2 separate regions of the Homo sapiens genome follow, and region 2 is linked to region 1. The links are chromatin loops, found by intact Hi-C in ENCODE. Cell type or tissue: Calu3. All regions are shown on one strand.

Region 1 (8,000 bases):
TAACAGACCTTAATTGCAAGTGTAGTTCAAAAATGTAGAGTAGTAAATACACATAGAACAAAAGCTCTATTCTAGTTGTGTGAGGAACATAATACTCTTAAATTACTTTCTGGTTTCCATGGGGACCTTTTTGTTCTAAGATACCAATCATTAGGTTTAACAAAGCCACTTAATATTATTTCTAAATCAAGTAACATGATTTCTCAACTGGGTAAAATGTCAATTTTATTCTTAAAGGTGTTCAAATCCAAACTACTTGAGATTGCTGCTTTATATGGCATAATTAAATCTAGAGGTCAATACAGAAGAATCCCTTCACCCCTTTTCAAGGCAGAGGAAAGCTCAAAGTGGGTCTATTTTGAGGGGAATATTTTGCTGGGCATTCACCGTTTTTCTTTGAATCCATCATAAACTCAAAATAGTGTCAAGAATTTAAAGTTGTGATGAGAATCCTTAGGCTCACGAAAGATAACAAGTTCTCCCTCCCTTTGGCCAGTTTCCATACCTTTCTTACACATTCTGACAGAACATCTGGGCTTTCGTGTAGGCATGTATTCTATATCATATTTACATACATGCGTATATACGCACACCGGCCAGTCTGTTTGGTCATAAATGATGTGACTGGGGGATAGGAGTTGTGGCTCCTTTATTTTGCAGAATGCCTAAGTATTGTTTGTCTCACAATACTGGGAGCGAGCAGGAGCCCGGTGGGAGCCTGGAGCCTTAAGCCCTGGGCTGTGGTCTGGGGGAGGGGACGGGGTTGCGGGGTCACAAGCTCTTTGCTTTTAGCCTCAGCATGACCACAAGTTTTAAAGCATGAAGGGATCACGTGCTTTTCTTTGAGCTGTTAGTTATTCTGACTTTTGGGGGGGGTGTGTGTGAAATGCTTTGTTCTTTAGATTTTTTTGATTCTCTAGGTATTTTGGCCGATGATTAAATTTTTTTTCCAAAAGAAAGAGACAAAAATAAATCATTTGGTGTATCAAAATGTCCTAGTTTCTCATAACCTATATCTTGTACTTAGTTAGTTTTACCTTGTGCTAGACAGGTACTGAGATGGAATAAATTATTTTCGCCAGTTGGGAACTTGATCCAGACATTCTATATGTTGCAAACCCTTAAAAAAAATTAAGAACAAGAAAATATCCTGGTAAAGCAATCTCAAAATACCTTATTCCGGGTATTGTTCTAGCTTTAAAGGGAAGGAGGACTGGGAGGAGGGGTGGGAGATGGGGGGTGGCGAATAGGAAGACTGGGAGGATGTCTTGTTTAATGAACTGCTAAAACTTTTGGAAAATTTTAAGCTAGTGAAGTCCCTCAACACGGTATTTCCATTTGAAAACCTTTACTTAAATATGTCACTCTTGGGGAGTTACTTCTACTTGTTCCCTTTAATAGGATGATTTCATCTTTTCCAACCTTCTTCTGTCTCTCCAACCAAGACACATAGACTCCGAATACCAAATAAAGACTTTTGAAGATAATGAGATTTATTTGGGAACATTTTCCAAAATCAGGGTAATGGGTTTTTTTGTTCTGATGTTGAAGAGGATGAGGATATGTTTACTCATTGACCCGGGAGCTCTGGCTGCAGCTGTAGGACACAATTAATTATGCTAATAGTTTGTGAGGAGCGGATGTAGCTCCCCCAACCCCCCTTTTTTCGAGGGGAGGGGAGTTTGGCAAAAGGGGAAGGAGACGCCCTGGGGTCGGATCACATGATATTATCTTCGCGCCACTTTCGCAAAAACCCTTTTTTTTACTCCAGGTTTTGCTCCAGCTCAAAGGTACTGTTCTTATCTTGCTTTAATACAACGCTTCTTAAAGTCGGGTCTAAGTTCTCTTCCCTCCCCCTCCTCTTCTTTCCACTGCTAGTCGTTACCATTAAAGGTCGAAAGTTGCATTGCAGTCGGTGCAATCTCACAGGAGGGATCTGGTTGGGTAGTAAACTTCGGGCTGCGTAGTTTCCAGAAAGTATCACGCAGACGTGCCAGGGTAGGCTGCAAGGTCTGTTGCATGAAAAAGGGGAGGAAGCCCACCTGTGCGAGTGACTCGCGTTGGAGAAATGATTGTGGTTTTCGTTGCATCCACCGCTGACTCCTGAGGGGCGCTGGCAGTTCAGGTTGGACTCTTTCGCGGGCCAGGGGCGGGAGAGGCCAGTCTTTTGTAATGTTTGCCTGAGCTACTACTGTGCACCAGTGCACCAGGTTGAGAATCACATGGCGCCCTTGTCCTCTTCTGGGCTTTGGGCTGCCACAATCACCCTGGTAACAATGGTGGAAAGGGAGGGGTCCGGCTTCATTTTGCACCCCTTCCCTCCTTCCTTGCCCCCCGCTTGCCTTCCAGGGCTTTCCTCCTCCGACCCAGCGTGCTCACTGGTCTCTGATTTGTAACCTCGTACCCTGCACACCCCCGCCCACCCCCCCAACCCCCGCACGCTCCCCAAATCCCATCTTGCGCCTGTGTCCGCCAGGGACGCGGAGAAGGTATATAGCCCGGTTGTCTCTCATTTTGCCCGGTGTTCAAAGTCTGGTATGCTTAATTCCATTTTGATTGTGCGTCTTAAACTAAGACATCATTTTATTCTACAGAGCGCTGTCGGGCTTTGGCCTTGAAGCAGCCCGCCCTCAATTGGTTCTCATTAGCGGTGGAATGAGAGGAGAAAGCAAGATAATTGCACCGTATCTTCCGCACATTTGCGCGTGTATTCGGTGGCTGCTACCGTTAACGATACCTGCCAAGAAACCCTGATTTAGTGGGTGAAGAGGGCGCCTGGCAAGGGCGAAAGCCTCCCAACAGTAGCACAAGGTGCTAGGGGTTAAAACTTTCACATGTGCAGAGAGTAAGTCGTGTTTCTATTTCTTCCCTCCTCGGGCCTTAGGAACACTTTCAATCTAGCGGCGAGGTGGCGCGCATGCGCGCGCCGGGTGGGGGACACCCCTGTCCCACGGCTCCGTGGGCCTCGTCGTCTGTCTCCGGTGGGGGGCTGAGGCGAGCGCCGCGGGAGCGAGATGGGACAAGGTGGTAGTGAGTGCGCCATCCTGGCCCGGATGCCGGTGGCACCCGCACCGGCTCCGGCCACGGCCTCTGCCTGGGCCGCTGTCCCAGGCGCGCCTTTAATTAAGGACTCCAGCTTGGGGGAAGAGAGAAGGGAAAATGCCGACTGCGGTCCGCCCGTGGGTAACTGGGGCTCGGTGGGGTTTTCGCTTTGGCGGGGTGGGGGTTCCGTTTCCTAATTCCTGTGCGGGCCGGGTGGGCGGGGGCGGGCTTTTTTCCTTGGGCTATTAAAGGCAGAGGGGCGGGCTTTTCCCAGGGATATAGCTACGGACAGAGGGCCAAGGGGACGGAGCGCTCCTCAAGTGGTGGCAGGGAGGCTCGTGGCCCCGCGTCGCTCTGGACAGGGGCGCTTTGGGGTGAGATGTGCGCTCGCGGCCTTGATCCATTTAGTGGACGCTTTTTCTCACTTCTCTTCCCCTTCTGGCTCCGCGGGAGACTGCGCTCGCACCCGGCCCCGGAGCGCTCGAGCTGCGCGCTGGGACACTGGGTATACGTGTGGAGGGGACACCCGGAGAGGGCGGCCCGTGCGGGATCCCCGCGCTCTCCACCTGCGAGGGGCGGGCCGGAGCTGGGTCCCGCGCGCGGTTTCCCGAGCGGGTGGCTGGGCAAGAAGGGAGCCCTTCGTTGGGGCAGCTGTGATCCGGTAGAGTTGACTGGTTGGGTGGGAGGGGACGGAGCGGGCGGGACTTGAGAAAAGCAAAGTACCAGAGTGCGGTTGAGGGGTAGCGGGCAGCGCGCGGGAAACGACTCCCCTTTTCTTCTCCACCGTTGACCTTTAGGTTCCTGGAAAACTTTGGTGGTGAGGGTGTGAAATGAGGGGGTGCACGTGGAGGGAAAAAAGGGACTCCCCTCCCTCTTGGCTTCTATCCCACCAACCCGGGAATGGAGGGGGAGGGAGGCGTGGGCTTGGCGCGTTTTTGGTGCTTTGAATGGAGAACTCCGTTTCCCATGATGCTTTGTTTCTTTCTCTTTAATTTCGGCGGCGGCTGAGGCTGCACGAGGACTGGAGCGCGTGGTGTGAGCAGCTGGAGCACACCCTGGACGCGCGGGCTGCTCGCGGACTTCAACGGGAGCATTAGGTAAGGGTGTGAGAGACGCGGGAAGAGGCAAAAGGGAGCCACAAAGGCGTACAGGGAAGGACTTCTTTCTTTCTTTTCCTTATTATTATTATTATTATTTGCAATTTAAGGGGATTGGAGAGTGACTGCCCAGCGTGCGCGAGGGATGCCAGATGAACCGCTAATTAGCAAAAGGTAGTAACTAGAAGGGCGCCCTGTCTGATGGCTGTGGGGCTCAGTTTGGCCAGGTTGGGTTGGCAAATACTATGCATTTTGAGTCAAGTTTGGAGTATTTTTTTTTTAATGGAAAAGAAATCTTCACAGGTGTAGAAACCCAATTTAAGGGGAAAAATGTTATTTTTCTCATTTCTATACTAAATCCATTCTTCCCTAATAGAAAATTGATTCCAGATTGATGTATAAGTTTTATAAATCAGTTTAGTTTGTAAAGACTTCTAAAGACTCATTTAGTGGCATAAGATATCGTGACGAAAGTTCAACATTTAAAATTCCCTCACTCGTTTAACGTATTACAGATTCTGTCCCAAACGTTTTTGTTTTTCTTTTAAACAAAAGTTACCCCATCATGGAAGAGATAGGGGACCCTGTGAGCCTTTTTCACATAGAGGCTCACTTCCTTGCTGTATGTTCTTAGGTAAAATAAGCACTTGGAAATGGGAGAAGGTTTTCTTATGGAAGATAATGACATGAAGGGAAGAAGAGCTAATCTGCCTACTTTGGTTTAATGGAGAAAATGGGTCCATAAATGTTTAAACAGAAGTAGAGCCCTTTGAAATAGATCAAAATGTGACATCTCTCAGCCATCTGTGCATTATGTGAAGACTGTAAGGCTGTGTTTCTTAAACCAGCTCTAAAATTTCTCTCATTTTCTATTAATGGGGTGGGGGCTGGGAATATTCATTTAATCTAACAGTCACTTTCCGTATGGAGCCCAAAAGCTCTGAATGATCTGAAGACTCGAATACTCATCCTGGGTTTTACATGCTCCTTTCTCTAGGTCCTCCTCTTATAAAATCAGGGTGGATAGAATGTGCCTGCAAATTACTGAGATGCAGATATCAAATTTTCTTAGATGGAGAGGGGGAGTCCAAAATCTGCTTATACATAAGAATTGGACTTTTTGCAGTTGCCAGTGTTATTCGTGTTCAATTCTGTGTAAATAATTGAGATTATTAATATTTCTCAGGATTTGGTTGAAACCACAAAACCTAGCTTAGACTCTGTAAGCCAAAGGAAAGCCTGTTTCAGGAATATTAACTAGTAGTTTACTTGTTTAGTTTCTAATATGTGTGTGTTTGTTTTGTTGTTTTAACCAGGTGAGTCTGCATGGATCTGTGAGGACGGAAAAGAAGAGCTCCTGGAAGACTTAAAATTTTGCTACAGGAATAGGCCTTGGCCATGTAAAAGTGCTTACAGTGCAGGTAGCTTTTTGAGATCTACTGCAATGTAAGCACTTCTTACATTACCATGGTGATTTAGTCAATGGCTACTGAGAACTGTAGTTTGTGCATAATTAAGTAGTTGATGCTTTTGAGCTGCTTCTTATAATGTGTCTCTTGTGTTAAGGTGCATCTAGTGCAGTTAGTGAAGCAGCTTAGAATCTACTGCCCTAAATGCCCCTTCTGGCACAGGCTGCCTAATATACAGCATTTTAAAAGTATGCCTTGAGTAGTAATTTGAATAGGACACATTTCAGTGGTTTGTTTTTTGCCTTTTTATTGTTTGTTGGGAACAGATGGTGGGGACTGTGCAGTGTACAGTTGTGTACAGAGGATAAGATTGGGTCCTAGTAGTACCAAAGTGCTCATAGTGCAGGTAGTTTTGGCATGACTCTACTGTAGTATGGGCACTTCCAGTACTCTTGGATAACAAATCTCTTGTTGATGGAGAGAATATTCAAAGACATTGCTACTTACAATTAGTTTTGCAGGTTTGCATTTCAGCGTATATATGTATATGTGGCTGTGCAAATCCATGCAAAACTGATTGTGATAATGTGTGCTTCCTACGTCTGTGTGAACACACCTTCATGCGTATCTCCAGCACTCATGCCCATTCATCCCTGGGTGGGGATTTGTTGCATTACTTGTGTTCTATATAAAGTATTGCACTTGTCCCGGCCTGTGGAAGAAAGGAGGATTTTTATCGTCTTCTTATTTTAACTTTTAAAAGCCGTAAGTTCTGATATTTAGTCATTGTAAAATGATCTGTTTTGCTGTTGTCGGGTGGATCACGATGCAATTTTGATGAGTATCATAGGAGAAAAATTGCACGGTATCCATCTGTAAACCGCAGGACCTTTGTTGGCGACATTCCTGATCAGCGCTACAGTAAGCTAGATGGTAAAAAATCCTTTCTCTAGTTGCTGCTATTAAAAAATAATTTGAAATATATTTGGATTTCTAAAAACTATGATAGCTAATTTATAAAGTATGTGTTTTGGAACTTTGGTGAATGATCAGATTGTTACTGAATGTGAATGAACCTCAAAATAAATGAAATTTATAGATCTGAAAAAATGACTCTTTTTTTTTTAAAAAAAATAATTAGCAATGCTAGAGGAGTTTGTAAAATATCTCTTGGGAGGATCCTAAAGGAAAACTTGGACATAGCTGCTTTTCAAGTTTGCATCTACATAAAGCACCAAGATGCCTAATTTTAGGAATTTTATTACCCTGACAATATTTGGATGACATGTACTAATTTTGTTTTAGTACACGTGCTCATTCTTAGGAAGGGAATGAAGAGTTGTAAACCAATGGGACACATACCTTTAAGGAACTGGGCACATTTTGAGGTCTGACAGGAGAGAAGAATGAACTTGTCAATCAAACTCTGTTTTGGGGTTCTCGGAGAAGAGGATTTGGTGGCAGGGCTACTGAGAGGGATGGCTGCTGCCTTGCTTTGGAGTCTAGCAGATGGAAACCTGGATGTGGGCCTACTGTTAATATTTAGGGTTCGGGGGCTCCATAGGGTGACTAACCTAAAGCAGAAATTTCTCATGCGCAGCTAATTAGTGGTTTGAGACTGAACACCAAAAGTTATTTGGATCCTCTAGTGGTTCTTAAAACTTTAGCACTTACTAAGACACAGCCAGCCAACCCCATCTCCAGAGATTCATTCAATAGGTCTGGATGGGGCCTAAGGAATTGCATTTCTTTATTTTTTTCTTTTTGAGACGGAGTTTCGCTCTTGTTGCCCAGACTGGAGTGCAATGGCCCGATCTCTCATTCACCACAACCTCCACCTTCCGGGTTGAAGTGATTCTCCTGCCTCAGCCTCCTGAGTAGCTGGGATTACAGGCGTGCGCCACCACGCTTGGCTAATTCTGTACTTTTAGTAGAGACGGGGTTTCACCATGTTGGTCAGGCTGGTCTCGAACTCCTGACCTCAAGAGATCCACCCACCTTGGCCTCCCAAAGTGCTGGCATTACAGGTAAGGAATTGCATTTCTAACCTTTCCCTAGGAGCTGATGCTGCTGGTCAAGACACCATACTTGCAGAACCACTGCTCGAAAACAGCTAACGACAGCTTCTAGGACAAAGTTAACAAAGGAAGTTGTTTATTTTAAACTTCATAAAATTAAAAGAACTCGAAGCAGGGACTGGCTTGCTTTCCAGTTCTATGTTTCATATTTTAATGTTAATCTTTAACATCATGTATTTGGCAAATGAAGAAACGAGGCTTGTGGTAGTTTTACTGTCTGCCAACATGAACATTTAGTTCTCATCAAAAAGGTGCTGCCAAACTAAAAGATGGTATCAGTATGTGTCATTCTTACTTCCTGGTGCCATGGAATTTTCTAATTTTGAAACCCTTTTGATTTTTCCTCATAACATCAGTCCATTTTAATCAGTAAG
Region 2 (8,000 bases), 73 kb before region 1:
ACACTTAATGTCTCTGGCCCTCCTTCCACCACTCTTTCCCTGCCCCCAAGCACACATACACACTCATGCAAGATAAACCAAATTGTCACTGAAAACCTTAAATGTATGGTTGGTTCATAGAAATACTCCTGGAATAAAAGTTCCTCTTTGAAAACAGAATTATAGGCCGGGCATGGTGGCTCATGCCTGTAATCCCAGCACTTTGGGAGGCTGAGGTGAGCGGATCCCTTGAGCTCAGGAGTTTGAGACCAGCCTGGCCAACATGGCAAAATCCCATCTCTAATAAAAATACAAAAAAAATTAGCTGCCTGTAATCCCAGCTACTCAGGAAGCTGAGGCATGAGAATTGCTTGAACCTGGGAGGCAGAGGGTACAGTGAGCTGAGATCGTGCCACTGTACTCCAGCCTTGGCAACAGAGCTAGGCTCCGTCTCAAAAAAAAAAAAAAAAAAAGAAAATGGAATTAAAATGGAATTATACTAGCCAGACATGGTGGCATATGCCAGCAGCCCAAGCTACTGGGGAGGATCACTTGAGCCCAGCAGTTTGAGTCCAGCCTGGGCAACACAGCAAGAACCTGTCCCCCTCTCTCTCTTAAAAAAAAATTATATTGAAAGGATTGAGCCTAGTAGCTTAATTAATACATTGTAAAATTTTTAAACATGTAAGCAGCTCTGCACATTAGCATTCAGGGAATGAGCGTCTTATGAGGCAAGTACAAAGGGGCAATCTTATAAGGGGGTGATGAAGAAGAAAGTAAAATAGGGCAACGAGTTCCTAGTTTGCTTTCGTACCTAGACCCTTGGTGGGAAGCCAGTGACCACTAAAAACCTGAAAGTCATCTCCCCCTTTAAGGCAGGCTGCCAGTGCCTGGGTTAGGTTTATCAGGACTAAGTCACAGAGCTCCAAAGATTAGCATCTTCCAATTTACGCCAGTCCTCCCAGGCAAGGCAAGACTTGTTCAGCCTCCAGGTCAGCTTAGTCAGTATCCATTCAGTGCCTTCCCCAACCTTAATGAATAAAGAGGAAACAAGAGAAAGGTAGAGAAACAACCTCTATTGATTTATTATTCATAGTATTTGGAGATGTTCAAACTATATAAAGGACCCTGCTTATATTTTCTTTCAAAGGGAGTCTGCAAAGTAGGTCCCCCAAAGTATTAGAATTGAATGCATCCAGGCCGGGTGCGGTGGCTCACGCCTGTAACCCCAGTACTTTGGGAGGTAGAGATGGGTGGATCACGAGATCAGGAGTTCGAGACCAGCCTGGCCGAGATGGTGAAACCCTGTCTCTACTAAATAAATAAATAAATAAATAAATACATAAATACAAAAAATAGCCGGGTGTAGTGGCAGGCGCCCGTAATCCCAGCTACTCGGGAGGCTAAGGCAGGAGAATCGCTTGAACCCGGAAGGCGGAGGTTGCAGTGAGCCGAGATCGCGCCACTGCACTCTAGCCTGAGCTACAGAGCAAGACTCTGTCTCAAACAAAACAAAACAAAAAAAGAATTGAATGCATCCAATGCCATAGGAGTTTTACTTCCTTACAGGTAGAGTTACACTTGCAAATAAAATCATTGAGGTGAAATCACAGAACATTAGAACTGAACAGAATCTCGATGATAGATCTGTTGCCTTGTTTTATAGATGAGGACTTTTAGGGGAAGAAAGTTAACTAGTTACTGGCAGAGCAGGTACTAGAAGCCAAATGTCCTGACTCCCAGTCTAGGGATTTTCCCAACAGGGAAGACACCTAAACCCTTAAAACAATTGTATCTCATCCTCATAGTGTGCAATTACATTTGGTTTATTAGGCTTTAAAACACCATGCAAATAGAGCTCCTATTACAGGATATCTTGATGACTGATACAAACAAATGGTAAAGAGTCAACTGGCCCATCACTTCCACCCAAGGATTGAGGCAGTACATTTTTACCATGTATAAGTGTAAAATAAATTGTCATCACCTGGAGCCCTTACAGGGCTGGATTACTGTAAAAATCAAGCCAGCTCACTAAAAGTTTATCCAGATGACATCCAACTTCACCACAGTCCCCGCCAACTTGTGATGTAAGCCGGGGAGGAAGCTTCGAAATTTTCCCCTGGTCGAGTTTTGGAAGAACTGTGTAAACAATGCCCCTTACTGGTCAACATAAGAAAACACAAAAGCCACTGCTGGCAAGAGCAGGGCTCTAGCAAAAGGTCACAGCAATGTCTCTAAGTCGTCTTGTAGTCTATGGGAACCGTGGCCAGGTCAAAGGAGAAAGCCTGGGGAAAACAGCAGGGGGAAGAAAAAAACTACATTTTTTTCCAGAGATGTTTATATGTACCGAATTAAAGTTAGACCCCCAAAGTAAGCAGATACATTTTTGGTATCCCATTGAGTTTGAACAGGCAGTTATAAGACCCACAGGCATATGTTAGGCTTATACACATAAACAAGATTTTTATTGTTAACATCAATGAACACAGATGGAAAAATATTCACGTGCCAAAGACATATTTGCTTACGAGATCACAAAATTGCTGATTTGTATTCATAAATGATTTGGTGAATCATTATGTGTTTTTGAGTGAATATATGTGTGTGTGTACACACACACACACACACACACACACACACTCTGATATGAGATTTCCAAAGCTTCGTTTCCATTTGTATTCCTGCAATAACTTCATCAGAAAGAGAAAGCAGAAGCTTGGAAACATGTATATGTTTTATAGATACTGTGATTTACTGAAAATGAAAATAACATCCTATTACATATATTTTAAGTAATACGCAAAGAAAATACAATAAACACTGATTTGGCTCAATGACTTGCCTACTGGAAGGATTTTTTTAAGTTTTAAAAAAAATCCCCAGTAAAGTGGTCAAGGATACTTGATGATGTTACCATTGAAGAAGCATAGTATTTTCTAAGCAACTCCAAGGCTCTGTTATTTCTTGCTTGTAGGGTCTTCTCAGTTCTCAGTTCATTCTTGATGACACTGAGCTCTCCGCGGATCTTTGCCATTTCTAATTCATAATATGATTTCATTTCTTCTTTTAGGAGCACATTTCCAACCTCGGTTTGATGCTTTAACTTCCTAACAGCTTCTTTTAAATTTCTGTTCTCTAGGTTCAATTTGTGGATGACTTCTTTGGCTTGCTGGAGCTGTTCACTTAAGTTTTTTACATTTGTTGCTTTTTCAGACAGGTCATTTCTTAAAGCTTGAAGTTCATAGTCACTTTTTGAAGCATCCGTCTCTGTTTCTTGAAAATTTAGGGGTTTTGTGAATATTTCTTTTTTGTAGTGCAAAAGTTCTTTTTCAGCATTTTCAAATTCCTCTTCTATTTTTCTGTATTTCATATTAAGTTCTTCCAGTTCTTCATTCAAAAGATTCAGGCAAAGTTTTGGAGACATTCTTTCCATAAATTTCTTTCTTATGTCTTGTCTTAGTAGAGCTGGTAAGTTATCTGTACTGCAGGTAGAGTTATCTTCTGTGCTGTTAAAGCTTTCTTCTGTTGTAACATCCACATTAGATGATTCATAGGATGCAGAATTTGTGTCTGTTTCATTCTTTGAAATGTTTCTCTTGTTCTCTCTTAAATTTTGTTCTTGTTCTATTTCATTTAGTTGGAAAATATATTTTTTCCTCTTAAATTTACTTTCTTCCTGAAACTTTCTACTGGACAAATTATAAATTTCTTCCATTCCCTTGCTGCTATCTGCAGTCGTTTGTTCAGAAGAAGATTCAGGCTCAGAAGTCTCTTCTAGAACATCTTGTGCACTAAAAAAAGGAGTAAACATATTCTCCTTCCAGTGTTTTCTTCTAGCATCCATTTCTCCAGGCACCTCTTCCAATATCTGAAAAACAAAATTTAAAACCAAGGCAGGCACATTATTTACACTAGTAGCTAATATAGTAGAAAGAAATAAAAATGCTGGCTCACGGGTGAAGAATCTAAACATTTGAGGGCTGGCTCTCTCTCTAACTCACTGAATGGCTTGGGCCTCAGTCCCCTCATTTATAAATGGAAAGGGCTGAAAGAGCTAAGTTCTACAGATGCTTCCAGCTTTAAAAGTCTCTCATCCTATGAAATAGAACTAGTAAACTGACACATTTAGCTACTTACTGTACACAGAGAAAGTGATTCTATAAGAAAACAACTGTACACATAAAAACAGACTGCTTTAAAATAAAAAAAAGTGATTTGAAATTAATAGGTTAATGTTGGTAATACCTGTGCTTTCAATGTGTCTGATGCCTTTCTAGTTCTTTTGGATTGGACTATTGTTAATTCATTCTTTAAAGTGACTAAAACATCAGGGCTTAATGAAATGTGAGCTGCTTTTGGTAAAGTATACCATGCAGACTTCCTTATGACTAACTCTGCCAAATGCCCTTCTGTCTTGACCTATAAATTCCTGCTATTCCAGTCTTGGGCTTTGCTTTTAGGCAAGACTGCCAAGTGTACAGAATTCTATCCATTTTGACAGCAATTTCATGAGGAGAATCTAATGTCAACAATTGAAAATATTAATGCCACCAAATGTGTTTTTCTCAAGATACTGACTCTGAGTGTAGTTTTTAGGTGAAAATTCAGCATACTAAATCACAACCAACTTTCCAAGTTTATAAAAATATGAGGATGATTATTTTGTTCCAAAAAGAGTCTTCCCTACCCAAAGCTGTACATCCTTAATGTACAGCTTTCCCACAGCACTGAAATATTTGATAAGTGACTACTTCTGAGGGAAGGGAGAAAGAAGAACCAGAGCAGTATGTGGAGGGCCACTGGCACCTGAAGCCACCAACTGGTAGCTGAAGTTAGCCCTAAAGGGTGAGGAGAAGAAGGAGAGGGTCACTTTATTCATTTTATATATTAATTCACCAAAACATATTTGTAGTATCACCATGTAGAAAAATCAAAGTATGCCTGCATCTCTTTTATCTATGCACTCAAATGTAATTTTCTGCTGGTAATGAGAAATGGCAAATGTTGCATTTATTTCTTAATTAATATTTTCTTTGATTATTATAACAATTTTGGAGAACAGAGAAAAGCACAGAAAACAGAAGGAATCTCCTTCATAATCTCATGGCCCTGAGATAACTACTTTTTGGTGTATTATCTTCTCTTTTCTTTTTACAAACAGTAGTTTATTTTTAAATAACACAGGTTTTCCTTACTATGAGCAATGAAGGAATAAACTTGATACCTACAGGTACTGAACATACCTCTCCTCTCCCCTTTTCCCCACAAAAGATGGAAGGGACTCACCATCCCCAAGAGTACATCCCTACTGGCAACTACTTGGCTTTGAGGAAAGGAGAAGGTACATATATTCTTAAGATGAACTATTTGGAGAGTTCAGTGAAGGTACTAAAATGATTGGTCCAAAAGCCAGAAGCCAAGCTTTCTTGAGGTCAATCAGACCACAATGATAAACTCAGACTTTAAATTCACAATATATATTTGCCATTGGAGCATCATCTTCTTTCTTTTGAAACAGTTCTTTCTGACTTTCATTATTCCACGAGTCACCATCCAGAAGCATCATTGATTGATCTGTTCTTAAAGGGAAATATCATTATCTTGGTTTCCCTCATCTCTAGAAATATGAATGCAAATCAGTAGGAATTATTACAGCAATCATAGAGGAAAGGAACAGAGAGAGGAGAAAAGAGGGTGATGTTAATTGCCAGTCACATTTTTTAGCAGTCAAATTTTTACCCAACAATTATATAGATGATAAAAATGCTTCTAATCAGGTAGCAATGGCAGAGAGATTACTATTCCTCTTACTTAATTCTGGATGAAGGGCATTGGTGGGATTGATTAGGAAGGAGGTGAGCACAGGGGCAAGTAAAGTGTGGACACTTTATATCTGGAGATAGCAAGAATATCTCTATCTGAGATAGAGGTCTGGGTATGGATAAAGGTTAAAATAAAAAACTCTTTTCATTAATAATTTTGCTCCTTGAAAAAGTTACTTCTACATCCAACCATCCCATAAATCTCTGGCAAAACACATACACATATGCACACATGCACACACACACACACACACACACTTTTTAATTTTCACTGTCTCTCTTCCCTGAGCCTCTGTATAATTTCCTGGTGTCTGAAAGGAAATGCCTTTCAGTGAAGCCTATATAGCTACTGAAATGGGAAGAGCCCATTTATGACTAAGGCCCAGAGAAGTTAAGTGACTTGACCAAGGCCACACAGCCCATAGTAGTAAAACTGAGGACCCTGTCTCTCAGGTCAGTGCTTGTTCTAAAATTCTTCTTTATTCATCTGCTAGGTTTCATTCCCCATATTGAAAGAAAACAACTCACTATTTTCAGAGCTTAGGTATCTTTTAAAAGGCCACAAAAGAAGAGAGGAAAAGTGAAGGGGGGAGGGTAAGGAGAACTGCATGTCACATTTCAAAGAACAGAAAGAGAAAGGTTTGAAAAGCCTTTTGGAATTTCCCTCCCATGGCTTACACAGGGCAGGGTCAAGCAGTCTCTGAGCTGCTCTTTTTTTTTTCTTCTCTCTTTCATTGGCAAGATATCCTTTAAGGGCTTGTTCCCAAATCTAGTCACAGAATGTGGCAAATCCCAGACTCGGGGTAAAAGCTGCCAGTCTCATTTTCTCTTCACAAATTGTACTGTTTGTTTTTTTATGCAGAACGAGTATGGCATTAGTATTCTCTGGCAAGAACAAGGAATATGCTTTAAGGCAATGACACTCCTCTACCCTGGCCTGGTAGCCATTTTGTTCTCAATAAACTTGACTAGGTAATTTGTTCCAGCATAAGGCAAACCAAACCAGAAGCCATTATTGAAAGTGTAGGCATGCCTGTTAGTGGGTCAGTTGTGGACATTTATTAATATAAGTGCCTACCCAACACTACACTGGATACTGAAGGTCAGAAGGGTAGGGGAAGGAGGCCCAATGGGGATGAAAAACTGGTTTCTTTAGAAGCAAATAATCTAGAACACAGACAGGAAAACAATACAAAGTCATAGGACAAGTAGTCCTCTAAGATAGCAATCCCCCAGAAGCCCTTAGGACTGCACTGTTAAGGCGTATGTGTCTACAATATGACTACATCTATTCATTTGTGTCTGACATGAATTAATAATGGATTCCTGATGGTTCTAGTTAGTGTCTCACTGAAAACATCATCATTTATCCTCAGGTGACTTTTTTTTTTGCAGTGGCAAAGTAATAGGACATTTTTGTGGAGTGAGAGATCTCTTGTCTCATGAAAGTGGTTTGTATTCACCTAAAGAATTTGAGAACCACTGATAAAATAAATTGAATATGAATTTATATATAACATGATGTAACATAAATGTTGAGAGCTAAGCAAAGAACAGTCATTTACAATGGACCTATAGGTGCACTGTTCCATAAAAATCTTAGAGGAATGCACATCTATTCTCAAATAGCTCCATAAAATAATACACTACTGTTTACTCTGAAAGGAGAAATCCACAAACCATCTCAGTTTCATTTTTCAGCTGGGGCCCCAGAGAGTATAATCATATTAAAGCGGATGTGAAATTTAATTATTTGTTTTCTAAAATATTCATATTTTAAATCACAGGCTTTAGGGAAATTTGATGACATAAATCAATTTTTTTTTTCTGTTGCCTTATCCCATTTACACGGGCACAGTGGCTCACATCTGTAATCCCAGTGCTTTGGGAGGCAGAGGCGGAAGGATAACTTGATGTCAGGAGTTCAAAACCAGCCTGGGCAACATAGTGAGATGCGTGTCTACAAAAATTAAAAACAAAATTAGATAGGTGTGGTGGCATATGCCTGTAGTCCTAACTACTCAGGTGGGAGGATTGCTTGAGCTCAGGGGGTTGAGGCTGAAGTGAGCTATGATCATGCCACTGCACTCCAGCCTGGGAAACAGAGCGACACTCTGTCTCCTAAAAAAAAAAAAAAAAAAAAAAAAAAAAAAAAAAAGAATTTGGTTTCAAATTTTCAGGACCATCTCTCTTCAC

Evidence for each region. Peaks named below come from ENCODE experiments on the same cell type or tissue, not always from the same donor. Only the 100,000 strongest peaks of a DNase experiment are listed, where the experiment ranks them.
Region 2: a loop joins it to region 1, with 2.5 times the contacts of the local background. A loop is called at or near these places in 5 of 110 quality-filtered maps.

The regions. Positions count from the first base shown.
Region 1 is chrX:134,167,808-134,175,807 of GRCh38, reverse strand. MIR106AHG (miR-106a-363 cluster host gene) reads left to right here and starts at 1,720. Exons shown (of 2, transcript XR_007068340.1): 1 at 1,720-4,139; 2 at 5,456-6,658. It overlaps MIR363 (microRNA 363), which reads left to right and starts at 6,356; the gene lies at 6,356-6,430. MIR92A2 (microRNA 92a-2) reads left to right here and starts at 6,196; the gene lies at 6,196-6,270. It overlaps MIR19B2 (microRNA 19b-2), which reads left to right and starts at 6,042; the gene lies at 6,042-6,137. It also overlaps MIR20B, MIR18B and MIR106A. RefSeq lists a silencer at 595-889 and an enhancer at 2,848-3,655. In Calu3, no CTCF peak of the experiment used is centred here; no DNase peak of the experiment used is centred here.
Region 2 is chrX:134,240,627-134,248,626 of GRCh38, reverse strand. It overlaps CCDC160 (coiled-coil domain containing 160), which reads right to left. Exons shown (of 3, transcript NM_001353453.3): 3 at 1,785-3,850. The coding sequence starts at 3,826. The coding sequence ends at 2,849. Among named protein-coding and RNA genes, the nearest start is that of CCDC160, 7.4 kb to the right of the region's middle. RefSeq lists a silencer at 1,140-1,339 and an enhancer at 7,970-8,000. In Calu3, no CTCF peak of the experiment used is centred here; a DNase peak (open chromatin) is centred at 4,406.